Linked DNA regions of Homo sapiens: region 1 is linked to region 2. A link is an interaction called in ENCODE POLR2A ChIA-PET data of the cell type or tissue named here. Cell type or tissue: GM12878. All regions are shown on one strand.

What was found. Peaks named below come from ENCODE experiments on the same cell type or tissue, not always from the same donor. Only the 100,000 strongest peaks of a DNase experiment are listed, where the experiment ranks them.
Region 1: POLR2A ChIA-PET joins it to region 2 with 6 read pairs; 3 of 35 experiments call an interaction of 5 or more read pairs at or near these places.

What each region holds. Positions count from the first base shown.
Region 1 is chr1:8,786,652-8,791,651 of GRCh38, forward strand. All of the region lies in intron 1 of RERE (arginine-glutamic acid dipeptide repeats), which reads right to left. It also overlaps the pseudogene RPL7P7. Among named protein-coding and RNA genes, the nearest start is that of RERE, 28 kb to the right of the region's middle. In GM12878, no CTCF peak of the experiment used is centred here; no DNase peak of the experiment used is centred here.
Region 2 is chr1:8,538,264-8,543,263 of GRCh38, forward strand. RERE (arginine-glutamic acid dipeptide repeats) reads right to left here. Exons shown (of 23, transcript NM_001042681.2): 7 at 2,951-3,055. Among named protein-coding and RNA genes, the nearest start is that of SNORD128, 46 kb to the left of the region's middle. In GM12878, no CTCF peak of the experiment used is centred here; no DNase peak of the experiment used is centred here; H3K27ac peaks cover 487 bases.

The DNA of each region.
Region 1 (5,000 bases), 250 kb after region 2:
CTGGTCCTGATGACAAAGGCCAATTTGGGTTCTGCAGGTACACAGAAGTTGCCAGCTTTTCTTGCCATCCTTGCCATTCGAATTTCAGTTCTGTACATCTGCCTATATTCCTTGTGATAGCACTATGCTTTTTCATAAATAAGCTCCCTCCTTGCCTTTCAAAGCATGTTTTGGGCAAACTTCTTTCTCAGGAGCTTGATCTTCAGCTCTGTGAAATTCCTTTGCTTTTTCTTAAGGGTTTCTGGCACAACAGGAACCTTCTTCTTCTCTTCAACACCCTCCATGGTTCCAGCTGGTAAAGATCGCAGTCTAACTTTCACACAGCAGCCAAAGTGATCTTTATAAGACAGAGATCAGATTCTGTCACACACACCTGATGAAAACCTTCCAGTGGCATTATACTTGGAATGAAAGCCAGAGGTCTTAGCATGGTCCACAGGGAACTTTATGGCCTGGCTCCTGCCCCTCTTTCCTGGTATCACCTCCTACTGTTCTCCCAGAGTTTTTCCACTGTTCCTTGACCAAACCAGCAGGCTTCCACCTCGGGATTTTTGCACCTGATGTTCCCTCTGCCTGGAAGGCTCTATTCCTATACCTCCGCATGGCTCCCTAGCCTGTTCAAGGCCTTGTCCAAATGTCACCTCTTCAGAGAAGCCATCCCTAAATAACCTACTTAAAATGGTACCATCCGTACACCCTGTCAGTGTCTCTCTCTTTGTCTGAGTATCATGGTTGCCTCATTTTATAATTTGTTTAATCTGAGTCAGAACTGAAGCATTTATTTCCCTATAAAATGAAATCTGGGCAGAACAAATGCTATTTTATAGACCACTCATTTTGAAGTTAAACACAATATATAAACAAACATACACACCTTTAAAAAAAACAGTGCTTTGGCCAGGCACAGTGGCTCACACCTGTAATCCCAGCACTTTGGGGGAGGCCAAGGCAGGCGGATCACCTGAGGTCAGGAGTTCCAGACCACCCTGGCCAACATGGTGAAACCTCGTCTCTACTAAAATTACAAAAATTAGCCAGGCGTCGTGGTGGGTGCCTGTAATCCCAGCTACTTGGGAGGCTGAGGCAGGAGAATGGCTTGAATACTGGTAGCAGAGGTTGCAGTGAGCCGAGATCATGACCCTGCACTTCAGCCAGGGCAACAGAGGAAGACTCTGCCTCAAAAAAAAAAAAAAAAAAATGTGCTTTGGTGTATGGTTTTCCTTTATCGTTCTTAATTTAAAAGTATTACCAGCCTGGGCAACATGGCAAAACCCCATCTCTACAAAAAATACAAAAATTAGCCAGGCATAGTGGCGCACACCTGTAGTCCCAGCTACTTCGGAAGCTGGGGTGGGAGGACGGCTTGAGCCCGGGAGGTCAAGGCTGCAGTTAGCCATGATGGTGCCACTGCACTCCAGCCTGGGTGACAGAGTAAGACCCTGTCTCAAAAAAATAAAAGCATTAAAAAGAAGTGCTGTATGTACAAGAAGTTTATGGTTGTAGTACTAGATAGAGTACAAAAAAGAAAAATGGAAATAAGCCAAGTGCCCAATAATAGGAAAATACTTAAGGAATATACATGTGAAAAAAACATAATACAACCATGTTATGTTAATGTGTTATAATAACATCATAACGTTATAATAATATAGTAATTTTTAATATATGTTAATAATGACTACATAGAAGCACAAAGGTGTTTATCAAGGAGTTTTTTTTTTTTTTTTTTTGAGACGGAGTCTTCCTCTTGTTGCCCAGGCTGGAGCGCAGTGGCGCGATCTCGGCTCACTGCAACCACCTCCTCCCAAGTTCAAGCGATTCTCCTGCCTTAGCCTCCTCAGCAGCTGGGATTACAGATGTGTGCCACCACACCCAGCTAATTTCTGTATTTTTAGTAGAGATGGGATTTCACCATGTTGGCCAGGCTGGTCTCGAACTCCTGACCTCATTATCTACCTGCCTCGGCCTCCCAAAGTGCTGGGATTACAGGCGTGAGCCACTGCGCCCAGCCAGTGTTTTTTTTTTTTTTTAAGAAGCTGTAATGATAGTAACAAAGAAGTCCAACCTTTATATTGCACAAATATTTACTAACCATGTAGCATCTATGTGCCTGACCAGCCCTGACAGATGAGGATTCAGGAGCAAACAAGACTCGTCCCTGTGCTTTCAGAGCACACAGGGTAGCAAAGCCACTGACAAGTACAGGTGGGATTACAGTGAGGCATAAGAGATGGCTCGGGGGAGTACAGGGGCCAGGCAGAGCACCCTGGGCACAGCCCTGAGGCTTTCCAAATGAAATGATCCCAAAACTCAGACCTGAAGAATAAACAGGAGCTAAGAAGCAAAGGAGGGGGAGATAAACAGGTATGAATCAGTGGGTGCTCAGGGTGAGAGGCAAGAGAAGACATGAAACAGAATATGTGAACTATTATTTTTTAAAAAACTAAAGTAACTTCTATATTTGATGGTAGAATTTTTGGTAAAATTTATCTTGTATAAAATATGATACTAGGCTGGGCACAGTGGCTCACACCTGTAATCCCAGCATTTGGGGAAGCCGATGGGGGAGGGTTGCTTGATCCCAGGAGTTCGAAACCAGCCTGGGCAACACAGCAAGACCTCCTCTCTACCAAAAAAAAAAAAAAAAAAAATATATATATATATATATATATATGAGAGATACTAAATGAAAGCCAAATACTTTACCAACCACTCTGGCTTCTCAAAGCTTATCTGTCCTGTGGCTACTACCTCTCTTTCCTTCAGCCTAACCTACTATCTGACCAAACACGAGCAGTGGCAGGAAGCAATTTTAACACGTCACACAGATGCACACATAACTCTTTATCAGGACTGACCAATACACTTCCCATCCCCACATTACAAATTTGGGGCCAAAATTACTCAGACAGAGATGTACTCTCCAGTCTCTGGCTGACGTGCTACCTTATTACCTCGCCCCAATTCCCTTCAGGTGCCAACAGACACTCCGTGCCTAGCATTCCAAGCCTGTCTTCTTTGGTCTACCTAACTTATCTGGCACTATTCCTCCCCACAAATTCTGTACTTCAACCAGGTTCTCTTTACTGAACGCTGCGCATACCATATGCATTCCTGCCTCAGGCCGACCCCTGCCTGGACTGTCCTAACCTGCTCTCCCAGTCTGCTATTCAAACAGCACCCATTCTTCGATGGCCCACTCAGCTTTTCAATGGATCTTTGGTCAACTTATTTAATCCACACCAATCTCTAACCTGAAACTGAACTAAATTTGTTATGCTAAACAGTAAGTACTTGGTTAAATTCCGCTTTTGTTCTAGAAATCTCTAAATGTTGTATTCTTGCAAGGCTTCCCTCCTAAATTCTGAGGCCAAAGATAGTAACTTTTATTTCTTTTGTATCCCACTAACAGCAACATTAAACTTGGAAAACACACCTCCCACACCTGTTGGCTAGCTGACAGATCCTGGATGGAAAGATGAGCCAGAGAGCATTCAGTGCCAGTTGCTTTTCTCTGGAACTGCGGGTTCAAGCACCAAGATTAGGACTAGACTTATGTGCTCCTTTGGGACAGGAAATGGCATATGTACTGAAACGCGAGATAGTTAAAGGACACCCCCCCAAAAAAAATTAAACATGAGGAAAAACATGTGTTCCTAATGTGGGCAAACCCCACCATATTACAAGTCTCCCCAGTACCTTCTATACTATGTAGCTAATAATACAAATAAATAATAAATCTAATCTATTTGATAAATGAATAGATTTAATACCACTAAGAGAAATATGAAGGTAATAGGTATAACCAACAGCCTAGAGTTTAATAAAGCTCCAAGGTAATCCCTGTATCAATTTATAAGATGCTAATGAATTATTTTTACAGTTTTTCAAATCCTTCATATAGAAATAAACTAAGCCATTTTCTAGGAAGAAAAAAGGTCAGGCTTTACTTACAGAGTCTTGCTCTTGTTATCCAGGCTGCAGTGTAGTAGCACGATCTCAGATCACTGCAATCTCCACCTCCCAGGTTCAAGCAATTCTCGTACCTCGGCCTCCCGAGTAGCTGGGATTATAGGCATGCGCCACCATGCCCAAATAATTTTTTTGTATTTTTAGTAGAGATGGGTTTTGGCCATGTTGGCCAGGCTGGTCTCAAATTACTGACCTCAAGTGATCCACCCACCTCAGCCTCCCAAAATGCTGGGATTACAGGCATGAGCCACCGCACCCGGCCCAGGCTTTACTTCTTTAGGGAGACAGGGTGGTAGGGGTTTCATAATGAACTGAAAAACCAAACACTGTGTCCCTTTCATTTGGCAAGAACTCCTTTTCCAAAGAAGGGACTCAGAAAAAATGAAATTACTTATATAACGTCTGAGAAATATTCTTAAAAGACAACAAAACATACAGAAAGGTATTTTGGATTCAGGAGAATACAACCTCTTCCAAAAAGAGATTTACTCTCTACTCCCTAGGAACTACTAATGACATGGAAAATCCCACTCAAGTTACATGAGGTCACACACCCACAATAAAGGTAGCTGCCTGAAGGTGGTCTGCCAAGATAAACACCAACTTGTTAACTCCCTAAGTGCTATGCAAATGCCCAAGATAGTATATGCACACTTAATGACTCTCTACATTGTTGGAGCATCATGTTTCTACTATTACTACAGTTCTTTCAGTCTGTATTTTAGTGGGGTTTTTTTCATATCTGTTCCCCACTTTTCATCATGACCTCCAGGAGGGTAGGGACACATCTTACTCATCTTTATATCCCCAATGCCTAGCATTATATCTTGCAAGAGACACTAAAAAAATAAAATTCTGCCAAATGAATGGGCAAGCCCAAAATATCACTCAGATAATCCCTTATTAACAGCCAAATGCCCAGGGGAAGGGAGACTTAGATGACAGCACCTTCCTAGAAAATATGGCCTGAAATTACAGATCATTTCTACAACAAGTTACATTTCACTTACTAAGCAACTGGTCTATCT
Region 2 (5,000 bases):
AGTACACTATGTAGCCACGACTACTTACTAGTCCTACTCATTAAAACTGGGGGAAAACTATATAGGAAACCAGCTTATCATACAGCCTCCTCCCTCACAAACGTGAAACAAAGACAGAAACAGAGGTAAATTCTGCAAGGGTATGCACCCTGGGAATTCTAAGAACTGGGCTGTGCACAGCCAGTTTTTCTACACTCTGTTAAATTAGATGCATTTTTGGATCATTTGAGCAGCTGTGGGAACTATAGCCCTAACCCCAAACTTCAGAGATATAAGGAAATGTTCGGGATAACACCAGCAAGCCAAGGCAGTAGGCTGCATTAGCTCCACTGCTGCAAATGTCTACAACGGCCTTTACACTTCAACTGTGAGAAGTTTGAGATTTGCCTCAAAGTTTACTTATAAATGGGCACTTAAGTATTTGTTCAGTTCAAGTCATCCAACACTACTCAAGCACTTAAAACACACAAAGCAGAAGGTGGACATAGGGAACACAAGTGTAGAAGAAAATCAGTGGTGACTAGAAAGGTCACTAAGGGAAGTGATTCAGGATGCAGATCCTGTAAGTGTGCTGCTATCATCATGTCTCTGTGTTCCTTATTGCATCCATATTTTAAAACAAACCCGATGGGATGTATTGCCCTGAAAGACTGTCAGCAGCACACAATGAAAAATAAGAAAAGAACTTGAGTGAGTGCCTGGTTTACAAAGGTAAGTTACATATTACTTTTAATAAGCATTCAGCAAAACATGTATAACTAACATTTGTAAAAAATAATTTTGGTTAGTTGTTACAAACCTGAGAGTTGAAGAGTTAAAAGACAAAAGCTACTTTAGTTAATTAATATAACTTGTGCAACAGGAAAACTATCAAGTGATTAAATAAGCACAATATCACTAAAATAACATCCAATTCCTTTGTATCTAGAGAGAAATCCAAGTTCAAGCATTTTACAATTTACCTGGGCAACAGGAAGACATGAGAAGGTAGCCAATAAATGCATATGTAAAATAAACATTTCAAAATATCAGATGCTTAAGAAATATTACCACTGACCAGCTTCTTTATCATTGGAACACGGCATACTTTTGAAAAAACAAACAAACAAACTCAACCATCATAGTTTTCTTTCTTTTCCTTTTTTTTTTCTTTTTTTCTCGAGATGGAGTCTTGCTCTGTTGCCCAGGCTGAAGTGCAGTGGGGCAATCTCGGCTTACTGCAACCTCCGCCTCCCGGGTTAAAGCAATTCTCCTGCCTCAGCCTCCAGAGAAGCTGGGATTAAAGGTGTGTGCCACCATGCCCAGCTAATTTTTGTATTTTTAGTAGAAATAGGGTTTCACCACGTTGGCCAGGCTGGTCTTAAACTCCTGACCTCACGATCCGCCCGCCTTGGCCTCCAAAGTGCTGGGATTACAGGCGTGACCCACCTACACCTGGCCAAGCATCACAGTTTTCTAAAGGAGAAAAGGTACTCTTTGATGAGCATTATATTACTATCCATACATCAAGCACTATCTAGAATCTAGCTTCTGATGCTGTCTAGAAAATAGCATCCAATATTGAGAGGAAGAGAGGGAGACAGACAGACAGATACACTAATGCGAGCCCCAAGAGAGCTGTGGGCAGCTTCATAAAACCACAACAAAAAACACGTTCCCTTCTACCCCTACGTTGACTACTCAACAACATTCTAAGTTTTACATACGGTTTCTGAAAGTCCTCTAGAAAAATGTTCTCAATAAAATGATACCCATTTTGCCTTTACACTTAATGTAGTTCTTTTGCTAACTTCTTTGAGCCAAGTATTATTTATTATTTATTTATTTATTTATTTTTTATTCTTTTAAAAGACAGGGTGTCCCTCTGTCGCCCAGGCTGGAGAGTGCAGTGGTGCCAACGCAGCTCACTACAGCCTTGACTTCCCAGGCTCAAGCAATCCTCCTGCCTCAGCTTCCTGAGTACCTGGGACCACAGGTGCAGCCCACCACGTCCAGTTAATTTTTATTTTATATTTTGTTGAGAGAAGAGGTCTCACCATTTTGCCTAGCTAGGCTGGTCTCAAACTCCTGGGCTCAAGCGCTCAAGCAATCCTCCCACTGTGGCCTCCTAAGGTTCTAGGATTACAGGCATGAGCCACTGCACCTGGCCGGGGATGTTTTATTTCCTTCTAAATCTTCACATGTATAAACATGTCTTGGGTGTCCAGAGCATATATTACTTGATCAGTGGCTAACATCCTGTTTTTAAAATCCTTAATAAAATATGCAGTCACATGATCAATACAGGGCAAGTATGAATATATACACTCATAAAAATTCTTCCACGTGCTACATTAAAGTAGCATCTATGACAGACATAAAAATTGTTAAATTACTCTGACCCTATTGCTTCTCATTTTAAAAAAATAGTAATTCAAACTGTTACATAGATCTTACCAAGATGTTTTGAGAACTTGATGTGTCTGACTCATACTAGTAGTCTTACTAAAGATATTTCAGTGTGTGTTCCTGGAGTTTTATTACCAAGAGTGAACAAAACAAATGAGTAACCAACAAACTTTCCAAAATTACTTAGTCTTTTTCAATATGGTATTATGGAAGGCTTGACAGAATGTGAATCAGGGAAATAATCTACCAATTCTTAATACTTAATTCAAAATACAGATAAACTAAAAGTATATCTTTATCCCACCTTCTTTCAACCCAAATTTTCTCATTTTTCTTTTTCTGAATAAAAGTAAAGAGCAAACAAAAAGCCACTTTAGATGTCAAAGACATTAATTACAACTCCTCCCAAAGAAGTTTACTGAAGGACTCTGGAGTCATTTTTTTTAAGTATGTTACTAGTGTATGTCCAGAAGCATAAACTACACACACACACACATACACACACACACAAATGAGAAAAGGAAAAGAGTTCTCAATGAATGGACACAAGTGACTCACTTACCTTGTCTCAGGGTTATATCCTAATATGTAGAAAAATGAATCCACTCGGGCTTTAAACTCTCTAGCAGCAAATATGTCAGAAAAATGGGAGATGTTACACTTCCCTCTGGGAAAAAGAGAAAAAAATAATTAGTAATACCCTCAACTGCTTTTGCTAACCAAAACTGGAGGGGGAAGGGTGGAGGAAGCACTGAACTAAGTCCATGTGCATGGAGAATCGGCTACAAACACCACACTTTATTTCACCTATTCAGCTGTTTCATGACTGCTTCACTGTACACCTGTGTAATCTGACTGCTTTTATATCACCATTTTACTAATAAAGTAAAATTAATTAAAACAACAAAGATAAACTGGAGACAGGACTATGAGAAAGAATATTAAACAAAGTAGAAATGGAGAAAAATTAAAACCATTGTGAATATAAGAAAAACTCAGTTTAAAGCCTTTCTAAATCATAAAAAAAAATGAGCCTTTCTTCCTACTATATTATGATAGGCAGAAAGTTTAACTGTTTAAAGCTAAAATGTGGAATATTTGACATGTCTTTGGAATACAGCTTCTGGCCAATAAACATTTTTCTTCTCCTGCAATGTGCAACAAATAAAGTTACTTGGAAATTAAAACCTAGAGAAATTTTAACTTTTTTGCATAAACATGGGCCCCAATATACAAGGAGTTTTCAAATTTTGGGGTAACTTTAAATGGCTATAAGGTTAGAAATCACTTTCCCATAGAAATACTAAAATAAAGTGGAGTAAAGTTTTCAGGTTCATTTACCACCTAAAGTTAAACCAACCTGTAGTTGAAAACCCTACAATACTTACTCCAAAACGGCTTAAGCAATGTTTCCATGCACCAAGTATCAACGTAAATGCCAGAAGCATTATATCACGTGGTGAGGCCTAACTTCCAAATCCAAACACACACACGCACACATACACTCACTCCAGGATTCCCAAAGAGGCAGGGGAGGCTTAAGAACTCTAACTCCCTCCTGGTCACTTTAATGCCAAGTGGAAGCCAAAGGCTACAGTGAGGTTAGATGGAAATGGAGGACCAAAAGTTCCCATTTCATATCAAAAGCCGTGCAGCATACTTCCAGGACGTGGCCTCCCACTGCTTGAGCAGGCTATCTGTTGTGATAAGAACTCCATGAGTATGCACGGTAACAACATACACACCAGCTAATGGCCACAGTGTTAGGAAGAGAAGCTGGCTGAGGGGTTATCAGCGTGGGTTCATTCATTCACTTCCTACCAAGAAATTAAAAAGCAAGGTTCTTCTTTACCTTAAGGGCTTAAGTACCTGTAACCAAAGCAGGGTCAGCCAGGCACAGTGACTTCACACCTGTAATCCCAGCACTTTGGGAGGCTACGACAGGAGGATTATTTGAGGCCAGGAATTCAAGAAAAACTTGGGCAACATTAGTTGAGACCCCATCTCACCACACCTGGTTAATTTTAAAATTTTTTGTAGATGGGAGTCTCACTAGGTTGCCCAGGCTGGTCTCAAACTCCTGGCTTCAAGTGATCCTCCTGCCCTGGCCTCCCAAAGCACTGGGATTATAGGTGTGAACCACTGCACCCAGCCCCCATCTCCATTTTTTAAATTAAATAACAATGCTGTTGATATAAAGTCCCTTTGGCAACTATAGATTAGAAAGTATCTATAGTTCTATAGAATAGAAGCTACAGAATAGAAAGTATTCCAGGGTTACTGAGCACTTCAAACAACACTGATAAAACTGAGAACTGAATTTAAAATTTTATTTGATCTTAACAAATAAATTATTTGATCTTATGTAAATCTAAATAGCTACGTATGGCTACTAGCTACCATAGTGAACAACACAGATTTATAAGACATTTCCATCACAGCAGAAAGTTCTATTAGAAGTGCTATAGTATTCATACCTACTATTTGTAGATAGTAAGATCCAATTCAAGGAAAAATACAGACTAAGCATCAACTTCCCAGGCCCAGAACTGCCTCTTCTAGTATTTAACTAGAACTAAAATAAGCTTCTGGGAAAGAAAATGCAGGTATGA